Linked DNA regions of Mus musculus: region 1 is linked to region 2. Evidence: chromatin loops called from intact Hi-C (ENCODE). Cell type or tissue: heart. All regions are shown on one strand.

Region 1 (8,000 bases), 250 kb before region 2:
CTATACTACTCATGGGCAGGTCTCCAGAAATGATTGTCTCCTTGTGATCAACCCCTATGGTACTCCCCTAATTTCTAACCTTAGGTAATATGACTTCAGCTTTATTTTTCCACATCATGTGATGTGATTCATAGCTGTTACAACTCTCTGGCTGCCTCTCTATCCCTGTTTCCCTGTCTTTGTCATCACTGAAATATATTTGTAGCATGTGTTCTACTAAACACCCTCTGTTCAATCTTGTATCGGCTGTGTTTCTTGACCAACATACTCAATAAGCTCATTTCCTGCTTGTCTAAAAACAGAAGCAACAGCAATGGCCTTACTTTACTTTTGAGATTAGCTAATGACCCATGACACACAGCAAAGACCCCATAGGATTAACCAGTAGTGTAATTTTCAGTTTCTCTACCTTAAATCTCTTCCCTGCATGAGAACAAGAGAAACCAAACTCTAAACTTAGTTAGGAAACACATTTCAGACAAAAAAAAAATTGTTAAATATACACTCTGTCTATAAATGTACCTAAGGTCATCGTGTAGTTGCTAGCCAAAAAAGAATTTCATTTGTTTGATCATGTCTAGTGATTCAAAACTCTCCTCAGACAACAAATTGGGTTTTGAGGTGAATCACTAACATCCATTAAGGACCTAATGCCTATCTCAGACCAGTGGATGGGCGAGATGTGGTACTTTATCATCCCAGCTCTGTCTCATTGTGTGCTTTATGGCTGTGATTGACTCACAAAATAAGGTACCATCCACACAAGTACTAGCTGGCTTAGTAGAAGAATTAACTATAATAGCAGTTTGTGTGTCACTCTGCCACCCACATCTAACTTCAGCAACTTTATGAAATATACTTAGAATGTTTAAGCTGGAACCATCCTGAGTTGGTCCAGTTATTAATGTGAAGGCCTACTATATAGCTGTGTTCCTACTCTGCTTAGCTCAAAGCTTTGGTTTCAAAGCTGTGCCTCTTCTCTCAGCATGTTCATGATGTATCCAGAACTCCCTGGACAGATCCACATGAATGGATGAATAACTATCTAAACCAACACATTCAAACAGTGCTTCATGTCCACTGAAAACCCAGTCTTCTCATTGCCCACATTATCCTAGGAAATGGCACCGAATTTCAACCATTTGCTAGAGTAGAAAGCCAGTCACCTCCCTGATGCCTTCCTTTCTCTCACTGCTACCTCCAAGCCATCAATAAGTTGGTTCAGTAGTCACAGACCCAGCCATTTTCCTTTTCCCTCCAAGTGAACCACCAGCCTTTCTTGCTGGACAGAGATACTATTCTTTTCCTATCTCTCTTCCCATCCCTTCCTCATTCCACTCCTCCTCCAAAGAGCAGCCAAAGTCATCTTTTGAAAATGTAGATCAGATTATGTTAGGTCACTGGTACAAACTGCTCGGAATATTCCTACTGAAGGGTTAATGGGGGTCCTGCGTCTAGTCCACCACAGGGCTTGGGCCTCTCAGGGAGACAGGACAAGGGAGTCTGACAGCACTTTAACCACGTGGTTGTTGGGAGGGTGTCGGCCCGTAGAGCAGCCTAAGGAACACCGCTCTGGGGTTCAGGGAGCGCAGTCTGAAGTCCCGATGACCACAGGAGTTGGCTTGGGGATCCCCAGGCCTGCAGGGAACTGGGGGCCATCTGGCTCTCAGGCTCTTGGGCACCCAGGCACCACTGAAAGCTACAGAAGAGCTGAGAATGAAGTGGGGGCCCCCACAGGCTGGATCTAGCCCAGGGCCAAGGTGTAAAAGAGGGGGAGCTCCAGATGGATCCCATGGGGATGAGTCCTTGGCTTGGTCAGAGGTCAGTTGGCTTGGCTTGGTGGTTGTAGCTGGGGGCACAGAGAGGCCTGTACAGAGATTAGGTGCAGCTCTATAGGGGAAGACCTTCTATATGGCTCTCAATGGTGGAGCCCAGTGAAAAGAGGCAGTACCTGATTTTAAGGCATTTATTGTCATGGTGGAAAGTGGATTTGTAAAACCATACTCCACTTTTCAGGACAGGCCTGAGGTTAAATACCTTTTGCAGGGAGGGGTGTCTGGGAAGGAAAGCTTAATTGGCTAAGCCCTTCAGGCCTTTAGGTACCTTATCAAAATGGACATCTATCTTAAGCCTATGTGACATGTGGTCATATCCTCTACCTGTGGAGGGGCTTGGAGCATTGTCCTTATGTGACTGACGGTCACAAATCTATGGAGGCTACAGCCTCATGTCAGGAGCCTAGTGTCTGGCAACCAGACAAAATCCCTGCCCCCCCCTCTCTTTTTCTTTAGGTATTTATTTCATTTACATTTCCATTGCTATCCCAAAAGTCCCCCACATGCTCCCCCACCCACTCCCCCACCCACCCACTCCCACTTCTTGGCCCTGGCGTTCCCCTGTACTGAGGCAGATAAAGTTTGCAAGTCCAATGGGCCTCTCTTTCCACTGATGGCCGACTAGGCCATCTTCTGATACATATGCAGCTAGAGACATGAGCTCTGGGGGGGTACTGAGTAGTTCATATTGTTGTTCCACCTATAGGGTTGTAGATCCCTTTAGCTCCTTGGTTATTTTCTCTAGCTCCTCCATTGGGGGCCCTGTGATCCATCCAATAGCTGACTGTGAGCATCCACTTCTGTGTTTGCTAGGCCCCGGCATAGTCTCACAAGAGACAGCTATATCTGGGTCCTTTCAGCAAAATCTTGCTAGTGTATCACCGGGGTTTCTAACCTTAGCTCAACCAGGAACCAGGCTGACTTTCATGGTCCTACATCCTACTGCAATTACAAATTTCTTTCTAAGATATATAGGGCTCTGTGTGCTCTGCCGGCCTCCCTGATTTCTCTACCTCAACCCTGTGATTCAGTTACCCTGGCTTCTGAAAACCCCCAGAATGAACATAACTTTACCCTACTTGAGAATCTTTTCAGGTGACGACACCACTACCTAAAATATTCTTTCCACACCTTCTCTAATCTCCTGCTAGTCCTTCACATTCAGAGTAAATGCCACGTTGGCAAGGCAGCCTTATATGAGCATCCTTCCTAAATCAAGCCCTGGCCATTCTCTTTTAAGAAATCTTTTATTCCCTCACCATGAAGAGCTCTAAGCTTTTTGTCTATTCCTCATTTTGCCAGATTCCTGGCCAAAAGCATGGGCATGCTAGATTCCCAATGAAGAATTCACTGAAAAAGAAAGTGACTGCAAAGCATTAGAAATCACCAGTCCACCGAAGGATATGATTTACCAGATAAGAAGACAGAAAGTTTGGAATCGAGAACTTGTGAACACAGTCATCCTATGATCTAAATCAACAGTGCCCAAGGCAGTGAGGCAGGCAGGCAGGCAGGCAGACAGACAGGGAGACAAAATGACAGGTAGACAGGCAGGCAGGCAGACAGACAGGCAGGCAGGCGGATGGAGGGACTGAGGGGGCAGGGAAAGAGAGAAAGAAGGAAGAAATGAAGGGAAAAGAAGTGAAAAAAGAAAGAAGGAAGGAAGGGAGGGAGGGAGGGAGGGAGGGAGAAAAGAAAAAGAAGAAAAAAAGGCAGGCTCTCGTGTATCTGGACTGTATTCTACCCAGATTTGATTATCTTCAGTAGAATACTTTAAGGGTAGGTCTTGCTCCCTGTCTTTTAATGCCAGATTTCTTTTTTTTTCTATTTTTAATTAGATATTTTCTCTATTTACATTTCAAATGTTATCCCCTTTCCTAGTTTTCCCCTGAAAATCCCCTATCCCCTCCCCCTCCTCCTGCTCCCCAAACCACCCACTCCCATTCCTGGTCCTGGCATTCCCCTATACTGGGGCATAGAGCCTTCACAGGACCAAGTAATGCCAGATTTCTTAAGGAATACTGAATCAATTCTCAAGTCTTTTATGTATTAGTTATGGGTTATTTAGCATTTGTTATATTTTTTGTATGATGTCTAAAAAGAAAATGAATTATAAGTGGCATAAAACCCTAGTGTAAGGAAATTGACTATGTTTATGGAACTAAAAGTTCTTGTGGGGAGTGGCATGCTCCCTACTAGCATTTTAGCAGATATATGTATACATGTAATGAGATATACTAGCTTACTGAACTCAGAAAATAGGGGTATCATCTCTCTCAGTACGAAGGGCATGTCCACCACACTAGAGGGGGCTGTTGCACTATTTGCTTAATATTCACCATGACTTTTATGTGTATCTGATGTAGCTTTCCTTAAACTTAGGATGAGAAACACAGAATAAAACCTGGGCTCTTTAGTATCTTTCATAAGAACAAAACAAATTCATTTCTGGAGGAACCACTGGTCTTAATCAGAGGGACTGGACATCCAATAGTAACCAAGTTCCACTGAATTCACAGGATTCAAAGGAAGTGAGGTGCTCATATCCTACCCCAGATACGTTTAATCCAAGATTCCATTAGAAAGGCTACTTATAATATCCAGAGAACCAATGAATTGTATCACATCTTGTACTTTCAAGGCAGAGAAATGAGTACTACTTTTGTGCATATGTACCTGGGAAGTGAAAGAATCTATAATTACTTATAAAACCCTGCTATATATCATCCAAAACTCTGTACTCCTGGTTAGTATTACAAATGATGTGTCTAGAGTTCACAGTAGCCTAGGAAATGTGACAGAAGAATGACACTTAATTGGGAGAGGTGAACAAAATTCAGTAATTTTAAAGAAATTAACAGATTTCCTATGTTCAAAGCAATCACATTGTCTGTCCAAAGACATGGTTAAGACATGGTAGTTCAAGTCCAGTTTGTCTAATTGAAACACCTGCATAGATAACCATTCAGAGCAGTCTATGATTATTTTATTTATATATATATATTTTAATGTCAAATATAATATAATGTAAAATACATTTTACAAGTATAATCTAAGAGGATAAAAATGTTTTGAAATACATAGGCAAGCCATAAGAGGTGGCTCAGCAACTAAGGGAGCTTTGCTGTTCTTGCAGAGGGGCTGGTATGTGCTTTTTGCCACCCATACTGGGGGGCTCACAATGGCTTTCACCTCCAGCCCCAGGGGGTCTGATACTTCCTTCTGGTTGCCACAGATGTGTGCCTGTGTGTGCTCACACACACACACACACACACACACACACACATACACACACACACACAGGGGTGGGGGAGGAGGAAAGGAGGAGAGAGAGAGAGAGAGAGAGAGAGAGAGAGAGAGAGAGAGAGAGAGAGAGAGAGAGAGAGGAGAGAAACAAGAAGTATCCTTTCTCAGCTCCATGGGAAGAAGCAGAATGTATATTTTCCAAGCATAAGTTTTAGGTTCTCACTTATGTTTTATCTATGTGCCAGCTCATATTAAACACCATTTAATACAGTGAAAGAAAAGAAAGCACCTTTAGTGAGTCTTGGGTGATGCATCCCTTCCCCTTATCCTCTAAGTCCAGATACTGAAGATGCCCCACAAAGGTCCTGACACTGTCTTCTCCTTACTCCCCAGGACTGCTCTATGTTGGCTTTAGTGCCTGCATGTTTGGTCTCTACAGCTTTATGCCAGTTGTCATAAAGAAAACGAGTGCCACCTCGGTCAACCTTTCTCTGCTCACAGCAGATCTGTACAGCCTGTTCTGTGGACTCTTTCTCTTCCACTACAAGGTACGTTGAATCGGGGTTTCTCTGTGACAATACCAATTTAGGAATATCAAGTGCTGGTGGGGGTGTTATGGGATTTAGTGTGGGTGAGGGTCTTGACTTTATGTGGTAAATGGGAATCCAGCTCTAGGTGGAGATCCATATTTTGCAAATTCATATTTAAACTCAAAATAAAGGCAGCACTTTGTCCTGAGAGACCAGTGACTAGGGACAATTGCCAACAAAAGGTCAGCAAGAGCTATGGGGAGATAAGCTCTTTAATAGTGGAGGTCAGTTCAACCTAGAAGGTATGCTTTCCAGTCTGAGATTAGAAAGTTATATCCAACTCCCAAACTGCAGCTACAAAACATATTTTACCAAAGCCCTTGGTAGATTGTGTTCTCTGTGGAAGTGACATAATCCCAGAAGTTTTGACTTGCAAACACGAATGAAAAAGGCCATTGTGTTTCCTCAAGGAAGTTTCTTAACTAAATTACTATGGTTTGGTAGAAAAAAAAAAAAAAGAGAGAGAGAGATGACTTGTGCCAAGCAGATGCAGTCAATATATCAGCCCTGGAAGAACGAAGAAATGATCCCTCTAAAGATTGCTGTCTCTTCAAAGGCAACACTGCACTGACTACTCTCCTGTTGTCATAAAACACACTGACAAAAAACAGCTTTGGAGAAAAAAACGTTTATTTTAGCTCACAGTTCAGAGGGTGAACCCAGTCCATTCACGTGAGGGAAGCGTGGCCTGGCATTCAGGAAGTGCAATGATCAAATTCCAGGACACACAGACAACACAAAGTGAAACAGGAGCCAGTCTACTAAACCCTCAAAGCCCTCCTCTGTGATATACTTTCTTCAGCAAGGCAATTTCTTCACATCCCAGTGGTTCCATCACCTTCCCAAACAGCACTAACTCTAGATCCAGTCCTCAAATATATATGTCTGGGCGGGGGAGGGAATTTCTCATTCAACATACAACAAAGACTCTACATGCATCTTCACAGGGGTAGGCATGACTAATTGAATATGGTGTGCCAAGGTCCACTGTTATTCCTCTTAACACCACATTTGCTGCATCCATTAACAATCAGAGTTGGCATATGTGGTTGTATTTCAGTGAGCCTGCTGATTTTCAGGACTAGAAGATGTTAAACCCTCCATAAATGCTAACTGCCCTTGCTGTCTCTGACTGGAGCCTTTCCTTCCTGTGATCCTGTGTCAGAACTCCTCAAAGTCCAGCTGTCTCTGTGATCCTGTGATCCTGTGATCCTGTGATCCTGTGATCCTGTGATCCTGTGATCCTGTGATCCTGTGATCCTGTGGTCCTGTGATCCTTGGCATTTCAGAGTACCCCGGAGTCAGGTTCCCTCTGGGTGTTGTAGGAGTGGGTGTGGAGTCAGTGCCAAGACTGTTCTGGGTGCAGGTTCAAACCAGAAGGAACCCATGCCATTGGCTGGGCATGGGTTCCTGTGTCCCTGGATCCTGTAAGTCCCAGTTAGTCCAGGTGTTGGGGCAGATGTTGTGGGCTCACCTGTGATCCTGAGTGTTTCAGAGCACCTGGGAGTAGGGCTCCCTCTGGGTGTTGTAGAAGTGGGTGCAGAGCCAACACCCCAGGTCTGCTTAAGAAGTGGAGCAGGGGCTGTCTCCATTTCTGTTCCCTAGCATTATATCCCCTTCCCTTCACTGGACTGCCCAATTGGGCCTCAGTGAGAGAGTATATGTCTACTTCTGTAGGGTGGGGTAGTACCAAAAGGGAGGGTGTCCCCTTTCTCTGAGGAGGAGGGAATTTTAAGGATGAGACTAGGAGAAGAGGTGAGGATTATGATCAGGATGTAAAGTAAATTTTAAAAATTTAATTATTAAGGATAAAAGTGAGCACAATCAAGTAGTTCTCAACTATGGCCTCTTGGGAAGAGTTTTCAGAATCCTGGTCTAGCCTCCAGTCTCACTGATCCAGGCAATCTATGCATCTGATGCTTCAGCACCTCCCACTGTCTACATGGTTTAGACTTAACTATTTGTGGTCACAAGAAAACAGAGCTAGGGCCAAGTGGTACCAATAAAATGATTACTGGTAAATAGGAACACTGCCAGAAAGAAATAATTGCAAATGGGAACCTGACTGTCCTAGGAATCCGTTTCCATCACTGCCAGAGTCAGGATGTACATATAGGAGAAGGAGTGGAGAGGGCCTCGTGCTTTAGTGCTGGGGATTATACCAATGACCTCTGAAATCTCATTAGGTTTTACTACAGCCTGCAGTTAAGACTTTATCCTCTCACTTCATCATGATGTGTTTATACCACCTTCTGGTATGGTCATAAATGTCCGTAAGTTGAGAGGAAAGGCAACTTTCTCACAGATGTTGCTTACCCATGCAGAACTA
Region 2 (8,000 bases):
TGTTATACACATTTTTAAGTTAAAAACTAAAAGCAAAGCACAAAGTGTTAATGGCATTTCCAAACCTAACATAAAATAAGTTCTAAGGTTTGGTTGTGATAAGAACATGGCTAACCAATCACATGTTAGAATTCCTACGTGATGTCATAAGACCTCCCTAGAATCCTTTTTCTCCTCCACCTACTGCAGCTGCTCCCATAAACCTGGGAACAGAAAACTGCCCAGCTAAGCTCCCATAAGACTTCATACAGCTTCATGCTCTGCACTGTGACGATCACCGAAGCCAAGGTAAGACGTGAGATCATTGACTTTGGACATTCTTACTTTCTGATATTCAATCTTATTAAACTCTTAAAAGAATTCTAACTCCCAAATTCCAATTCAAAGCTACATAATAAAAGAACCTGCTATGACAAAATGCTTAATTTCTAAATAAATTCTTACCCATTTACTGACAGTGAAAATTAGACAACTTTAAAAGAGATTCTATTCATCTTTAAATTTTGATTACTAGGTTTTTTTGGGTTTTCACATATGAACTCCCAATTTAACCCCCCATTATATTAGCATATATGGTAGGAGAGGTATATTAATTTTCATACAAAAGCAATGGTTTCATGTGCTATGTGTTGCTTGTTAAAACACAGTGCAGGACGAGGCCACTTATTTACAGCTGGGGCACAGCTTATTTTCAGCTTATTTATAACTGAAGGGTATGCACACTGTGAGTACACTTATTTGACGACATTACTGTAGTTCTTAAGGTGATACAATAAAAGAGATTTTTAAGAACAGATAGTAGGAACTACTTTTCAAATGCTCTTGAAGACTGTTACTCTCTAAAATTCCAGTCAACCTTTAAACACTTCTAGAACTTTTATTTTAATGAAAATAGCTTGTTTTAGTTTGAAGCTATAAAGAACAAGTTAGATAGTTTTAAAACAAGCACATGTCTTTATTAAGTGACAGAAAATAATTCAACATTTTTAAAAGTAAAAAGGACATTTTAGCATACAAACATTTCTCAAGAAATTTAATAAGTGTATATTCCTCTAACAACAGAGTACATTTATCAAGTTTTTATTCTCCAGTGTTCTTAAGTTTCCTGCTGTGAATTTAGAAGTAAAACAAAATATTCAGGAAATTGATATGCAACAAAAACTTTATTATTGCTATTTGTTAAAATCTCAATCTACTAAGTAAAATATTTTCTCACTATTAAATCCAATAGATCACATAGAAAATAAACAGATTTTTATTTTACTATTTATATTCCTATCATATTTAAATGCTAAATAAAACTTACCTCTACAATTCTCAATTCCTATAATTCTAACTCTGCTGCTTATGACAAACACAGCTGTCTCCTACACAACATTCTTGTCATGTAAAAACATTTTTAGTATGTGCTTTAACTCCAAGGAACACTGGTCTCTCAATAATTTTGTAACCCTAAAAATATTTTTTCTTTGATATTATACAAATTACACTTGGTGCCAAGTTTATTTGTCATATTTCTGCTATTTTTATTTATCTATCCACTGTGTTGCTGGGGGACTAGGGAAGAGAGTGAGAGAGAGAGAGAGAGAGAGAGAAAGAGAGAGAGAGAGAGAGAGAGTGTCATTGCATGTCTGTGAAGGTCAGAAGAGTTTGTAGGAGTCAGTTCTTTCTTCCCACCATGTAGGTCTCAGGAGTCAAGCTTGGGTCGTCAGGCTTGGCAGCAAGTGCCTTACCTACTGAGCCCTTTCCCCGGTCCCTGAAGGTTTACCTTAATGCCTATCCAATAGCATTCTCAAACTTGAACAGTGTGTGCAAAAGTTTTTTTCAGTGGAGTAAGGGGTAGGTAATGAGTTTCTTTCCACCAGAATTTCCTTATATCACAATTAGTTACAAAAAAAAGGAAGCAACTTCTAGAAAAAAATATAAATTCTGCTATAGAAAGCATCTTTAGCAGATTAAGCAGATGCTGCCTGTAGTTAAAATTTTCAATATAAAGCACAGTTTCTACATAGCTTTATGGTGACATTGAAGTATTTTGTTTATAAAGGTACATGCTTTAAAAGTAAGCACAAAAAAGGATAAAATCAATGAAGAAATGTAACAGATACACTAAAAAAGAATGAGATGATTTGCTTTGCCAAAAGGAGTTGCCGCAGTGTCATTTCCTAAAGCAAATCAAAATTGTTTTTAGAATATTTTAGTAGACATAGAGGAAAATTGCTGCATTTGGGTCATTATTAACAAATATTGTTTCTTAATCTCACCAATTTATCAAGACATAATATTTGCATTGGCTATAGAATTCAAAGTATATATTAAAACATCAAGTGAGGATGATTAAAGTATAGATCACTGCTATAAATTACACAGCATAAGCACATTTTTTCTGAAGAACATTTTCCTAAGTGCACTTACACACAGACACTCCCTCTTAATTCTTTGTATGCATCTCTACATCATCATTTGGAGAACAGATTTTAAAACAAGTGAGCTCTGTGAAGTTCACAGAGCTACAAGCAAATAGGAGACCTTGTGGGAGAGGCCATTTGCACCTCTGATCCCGTTCAGTGATGAGCATGGTTAAGATACATCATCATCCTGACAAGGTACAGAAAAAGAAAAGCAAATGCAAAATGCTGTGAATGGTCATTTTCTGAGAAAATGAGGATGCAAACTACTGCTAACTAAAAAGCATTCCTCTGTTTCATTTAAATCCATCAAGTGTTGGATCTGTACTATTCTGTATGATATTCTAAACATTATCTTCAAAGTCAGGCATAAAGTTACTGATGTCCTTAGTTTTTAAGCAGTAAATTCTAGTCAGCAAAGTTCAAAATAATCACATAGACATGAACATACCAGAATCAAATTAAAATATACAATCATTAAGTTTGCTCTATTGATAAAAAATATACCTCCAATCCATTTAAGCTTGTTATCTAAAAATCAGACTGATTTTTCCATAACTCTGAACAAAGGCTTCAACACTCTATTGCATCCCTACAGTGCATCAATTTCATTTCTTACCTGCTCACTCTACCCAAGGTCACTGTTTTCAAGGTTCCTGGATAAAAGAATCTTGCATTGTTATTTACACAATGAATATAATTTTCATCTAATATAGGAATTCACACATTGATCAGACCAACAAAAACAAAAATTTAGAGTTGGGAATGAAAAATATAGTCTTTCTAAATTATAGCAGCATGGCTGATAAGCAGCAGTCTCTTTGGACATTCCAAGAGTGTGTAGTACTTCAGTTTCCTTACCCAACACAATTCTGAAGCATGCATTACCAAATAAACACATGAAAATAAAGCCTTCTTGGGTATTCTAATACCCATGGAGGGATTTACAGAGACAAAGTTTGGAGCTGAGACAGAAGGAAGGACCATCCAGAGACTGTCCCACCCGGGGATCCATCCCATAAACAGCCACCAAACCCAGACACTATTGCATATGCCAGCAAGATTTTGCTGAAGGGACACTGATATAGCTGTCTCTTGTGAAGCTATGCCAGTACCTGGCAAATACAAAAGTGGATGTTCACAGTCATCTATTGGATAGAACATAGGGCCCCCAATGGAGGAGCTAGAGAAAGTACCCAAGGAGCTAAAGGGGTCTGCAACCCTGTAGGAGGAACAACAATATGAACTAACCAATACCCCCAGAGCTCGTGTCTCTAGCTGCATATGTAGCAGAAGATGGCCTAGTCAGCCATCATTGGGAAAAGAGGCCCTTGGTCTTATGAAGATTATATGCCCCAGTATAGGGGAATGCCAGAGCCAGGAGCAGGAGTGGGTGGGTTGGAGAGCAGAGCGGCGGGAGGGTAAAGGGACTTTCGGGATAGCATTTGAAATGTAAATGAAGAAAATATCTAATAAAAAAAATCTTTTTAAAGAAATGAGGAAAAAAAGAAAGGAAGGAAAGCCTTCATGTGTATGCTCTGCCCCATCAGTAGAGCTTACAGGCAACTGAGGACCTCTAGTGCTTCAGAGCACGTACTACATCTTCAGGGCTTTCCATGAATTGGGTGCATCACTCACTCCTCTACATGAACAGGGGTTTATTTGCTAAGTGCCCCTCAATTTTCCTTAGAACTTCCCAAATACTGTCTCCCTACAGCCTGTTTAAAAAAAAAAAAAACAGACTCTGAAGCTTCAGTATAAGGCTAAAAATCACTTTCATGGAGGCACAGGAGCCTTGTAATCCCAGGCAAAAGCAGGACTGCAGAGTTCAAGACTAACCAGTGTGACACACAGTAAGTTTAAGACCAGCCTAGACTACACAGTCCAAAATCGGGGCTGTGTTAATTCAAATAAATATGTTCAATTTCACATAAGTATACATCAATAAAAATAAACCTACGGACGAAAATATCAATTGCCATGAGCTAATTTCAGAGGGAAATTTTTAACAGAATTTTTTAATTGGTCCAATTTCATTCTGTTTACACAATTTTTATCACAACTAGACAGAAGCAGGTGAAGAGACTCTGACGCTTCAGTCTGCACAACAAAGCTGGGACCAAAGGAACTTGCCAGCTTACAATTCTGCAGTCTTAAAGGGGCTTCATCCCAGTGAGCTTTCCTGCGTAACAGGTTGATCTAACTTTTTTGTTTTTGTTTTTGTTTTTTTGTTTTTTTTGTTTTGGTTTGGTTTGGTTTGGTTTTGGTTTGGTTTGGTTTGGTTTTTGGTTTTTCGAGACAGGGTTTCTCTGTGTAGCCCTGGCTGTCCTGGAACTCACTTTGTAGACCAGGCTGGTCTTGAACTCAGAAATTCGCCTGCCTCTGCCTCCCGACTGTTGGGATTAAAGGAATGCACCACCACGCCCGGCTCCTTCAGGGTTTTATACAGATAACTTCTACCCCTACCCAACAGGTTCCTAACAAAGGATATGACTTTTTTTTTTTTTTTTTTTTTTTTTTTTTTTGGCTAGGACCTCACTGTCTAGCCCTGGTTGCCCTGGAACTTGCTATGTAGAGCAGACTGGCTGAAACTCAGAGCTCAGCCTAACTCTGCTCTCCGTCTGGAGTGATAAGACCTAAGGCAAGAGCCGCCACACCTGACAGTATGGTACTGTAGGATTACTGCCGTCTGTAGCTTTCCTCTTCCTCCTCCTACTAAAACAAAAATGATACTTCTGAACTTAATTTCCTAAATTCCGATTTATTCTCTTTAAACAGAGAGAGAGAAGATAATACAAGGTCCCACTAGGAAAAGTAAAGAATTGCTGGTAGCGATCAATCCTTCCAAAAGTGAGAACAGATCCCACACACATAGAACACAAAACTTGGGTTCTCTTCTGCTTCTTACATAACTAAAATACGGGATCTCATATTTCCCACAACCAAATATACATTGTATTTCCAGCACTCTGGTACAAAAATCAGAAAGATTAAACTTCAAATTAGTCTGTAAGTAAAGAGGCTCTGTGTCTCCAGTAAACACCCAATGAACATATACAGTCATCTTTTTAAACCTGTAGCTAATTTTCTGTTAACACGCTTTATTTTGTTGTATTTACTATCAAAGCTTTGAACCTTACATATTCAGCCATAGTTTAGAAGTTTTGAAAGAAGGCCAGACACAAACCCACCCCTGGTAGCCAAGATTAGCTGAAAACTGGCACTGTGATAGTTTAAAACGATAGTCCTTACTGTGCCTTCTGAGTTTGGAAGTCTTTAGTACTTAACATCTTCTTAAAGTGTTTAAAATAACATTCACCAAGAGGCTGGATCTGGGAGGAGTCCGGAGGATGTATATATGATCAAATACACTGAATGATTCTACAAATCTATAAATCATAAAAGAGAATGGCAAGTGGCTAGAATCTGCTTTTTATTTCATATTTTTCACTTAACTATTTTATTTTGGACTAAAACTAGGATCCAAGATATGTTACTATATGCATTTCTTTTTACAAGATTATTTCTGAAACATTAATAGTAAATGTTAAAATCAATTGTGTTTACAGAGAAACAGAGCTTTAAAAAAAGTAACCAAGAAAATAGCCCCAAAGAAGCACCTCATAAATCAAGTACTAGCCGCCAAAGCCGTGGCTCTCCCCGCTCACCCAGGACAGTGAGACGCTCACACATGAGAGACAGAAGAGAGGCCTTGGGGACTGGAGAAGGGGATGGGATTTAAAATACAGCTGAGGAACGAGCTGCTGCAAAGCTGTGCATATCTACCCAGAGAACGGGTTTAGGTATGAACCTAATCTGTTGACTATTTTTTACATCCCAGGTCTCCTAAAAGAAGACAGCTCACATTTGGCTGCCTGTTGTCAACTTTTTATCTTTCTCTTGACCACTTAGAAAAACTTGTCTCCCTACTTTTGCCTTCCTGGCATAATGGAAAAAGTGCAATACCTCACTCGCTCGGCTATCAGGAGAGCCTCCACTATTGAAATGCCTCAGCAAGCACGTCAGAATCTCCAGAACCTATTTATCAATTTCTGCCTCATCTTGATATGTCTGCTGCTGATCTGCATCATTGTGATGCTTCTGTGAAGAGCTGCCGCCACTCCAGACCTGCAACATGCCAACTCAGCTTAAAGCCGAGCACTCCGTCATGGGGGAAGCAACGCACCGCTGCCTTCCGGCTGAGAACAGCTTTGTGAGGGTCACGATTAAGAGTGAAACTAATTGTTAGCCAGTGTATTCATCTGCTGGATCTTGTAAACAAACTTTACAGTGGCTAAGTGTGCATAATGTAGCTGCCAATTTCCTCAACATGGCTCATAAATTTCTTTCCTAAATATTTCTGACAATGAAGTATGAGTTTTAATTTTGAAACACCACTACCAAAAAAGTTCACTTTCTATATCCAACTCTAGCAAGGTCACTTTATAGCTCCAGTCTGGGGAATAAATGGAATATATACTGCATTGCCACTACCTTTTTTATAGGAACTAAGTGTTCTTCAGTTCTCCACAAAGTAGAAAATAGTCATTTAAATGAAGTGTTCTTATTGAAAATAGCTCACTGGGTCCTCACATAGATGACACAATGATGACGATGATGATGATGACGACGATGATGATGATGACGACGATTCAAATCTCTTGGTCACTACTGTCAGAACAAATACCTTGAAAAAATGTTGTGCCCTTTTTCTACACACTAGTATTTTTAAGCTTATGAGAGTTAAAGGGGGAAATGTAAGAACATATTCTCATATAAAATTATTCACTAATTTTGCTCAAGGGCTGTGTACATGTACATGTACATTAACCACAAATCTGCTCTCTCTAGGGTTTGATCAACAAGCAGGAACATCTTGCTGTGTTGGCTGTGATAATCACTAAAGATCCAGAGTCTCACCTGAAGCTTGTCGCTCTCATGTATCTCCTTGGTTTAATAGCGTTTCTCAAATAATGAAGATAACAGTAATAACCAAGCTGTAGTAAGACACAGCTCTTTCTTTTCCTGATCTCCCAGAGAGGAAGTGGTTGTCCCCTAACTTTAGAAGTAGAACTAGAGAGCTAGTGTATAATTCTTACTGACCATGGTTTCAATTTCCCTTTCTAAGTTTCTACTATCTCTCAATAACTACTAAAATAGAAGCAAAAAATAGATTGGAAAATATATTCACCAAAATTTAGTGACTTAAACTGGATCAAGTACAAAACAGTTTATGCCTAACTTTGCAAACCCACAATTTTTAAGTCCAGTTCAAAACATGCTACTAACATAGCAATTATTAAGGAAGAGAATTGTAATTAGATATATTTTCCATAACCATTACTACAAAGACATAAAACATCAGTATTCACTTTGGTCTTTAGCAGAGCAGCTGAAGGCTGCTGATTTAAACTGTTTGAACCCCTGGTAGAAAGGAAGCTGTTCGGGTTCAGAAATTATCTAAAGAGTAGCCCCTAAAGGAGTCCAATGGTAACAGGGGGTCTCTTCATAAAGGCTGGAGGGGCCCATCACAGAAACTATAAAACATGGATGACATCATCTCTAACTCAGTGGTATTTAACGTTCCCTTTC

Evidence for each region. Hi-C counts contacts between places; a loop is a spot of excess contacts. Peaks named below come from ENCODE experiments on the same cell type or tissue, not always from the same donor. Only the 100,000 strongest peaks of a DNase experiment are listed, where the experiment ranks them.
Region 1: it touches region 2 in a loop (9-fold over the local background); 3 of 42 quality-filtered maps call a loop at or near these places.

Annotation. Positions count from the first base shown.
Region 1 is chr10:53,083,864-53,091,863 of GRCm38, forward strand. It overlaps Slc35f1 (solute carrier family 35, member F1), which reads left to right. Exons shown (of 8, transcript NM_178675.4): 7 at 5,475-5,629. Among named protein-coding and RNA genes, the nearest start is that of Gm40649, 93 kb to the right of the region's middle. In heart, a CTCF peak has its summit at 4,144; no DNase peak of the experiment used is centred here.
Region 2 is chr10:53,337,508-53,345,507 of GRCm38, forward strand. The region is part of intron 3 of Cep85l (centrosomal protein 85-like); the gene reads right to left. Pln (phospholamban) reads left to right here and starts at 179. Exons shown (of 2, transcript NM_023129.5): 1 at 179-288; 2 at 6,250-8,000. The coding sequence starts at 6,357. The coding sequence ends at 6,515. In heart, a CTCF peak has its summit at 3,992; DNase peaks (open chromatin) are centred at 214 and 6,544; H3K4me3 peaks cover 6,088 bases; H3K27ac peaks cover 4,126 bases.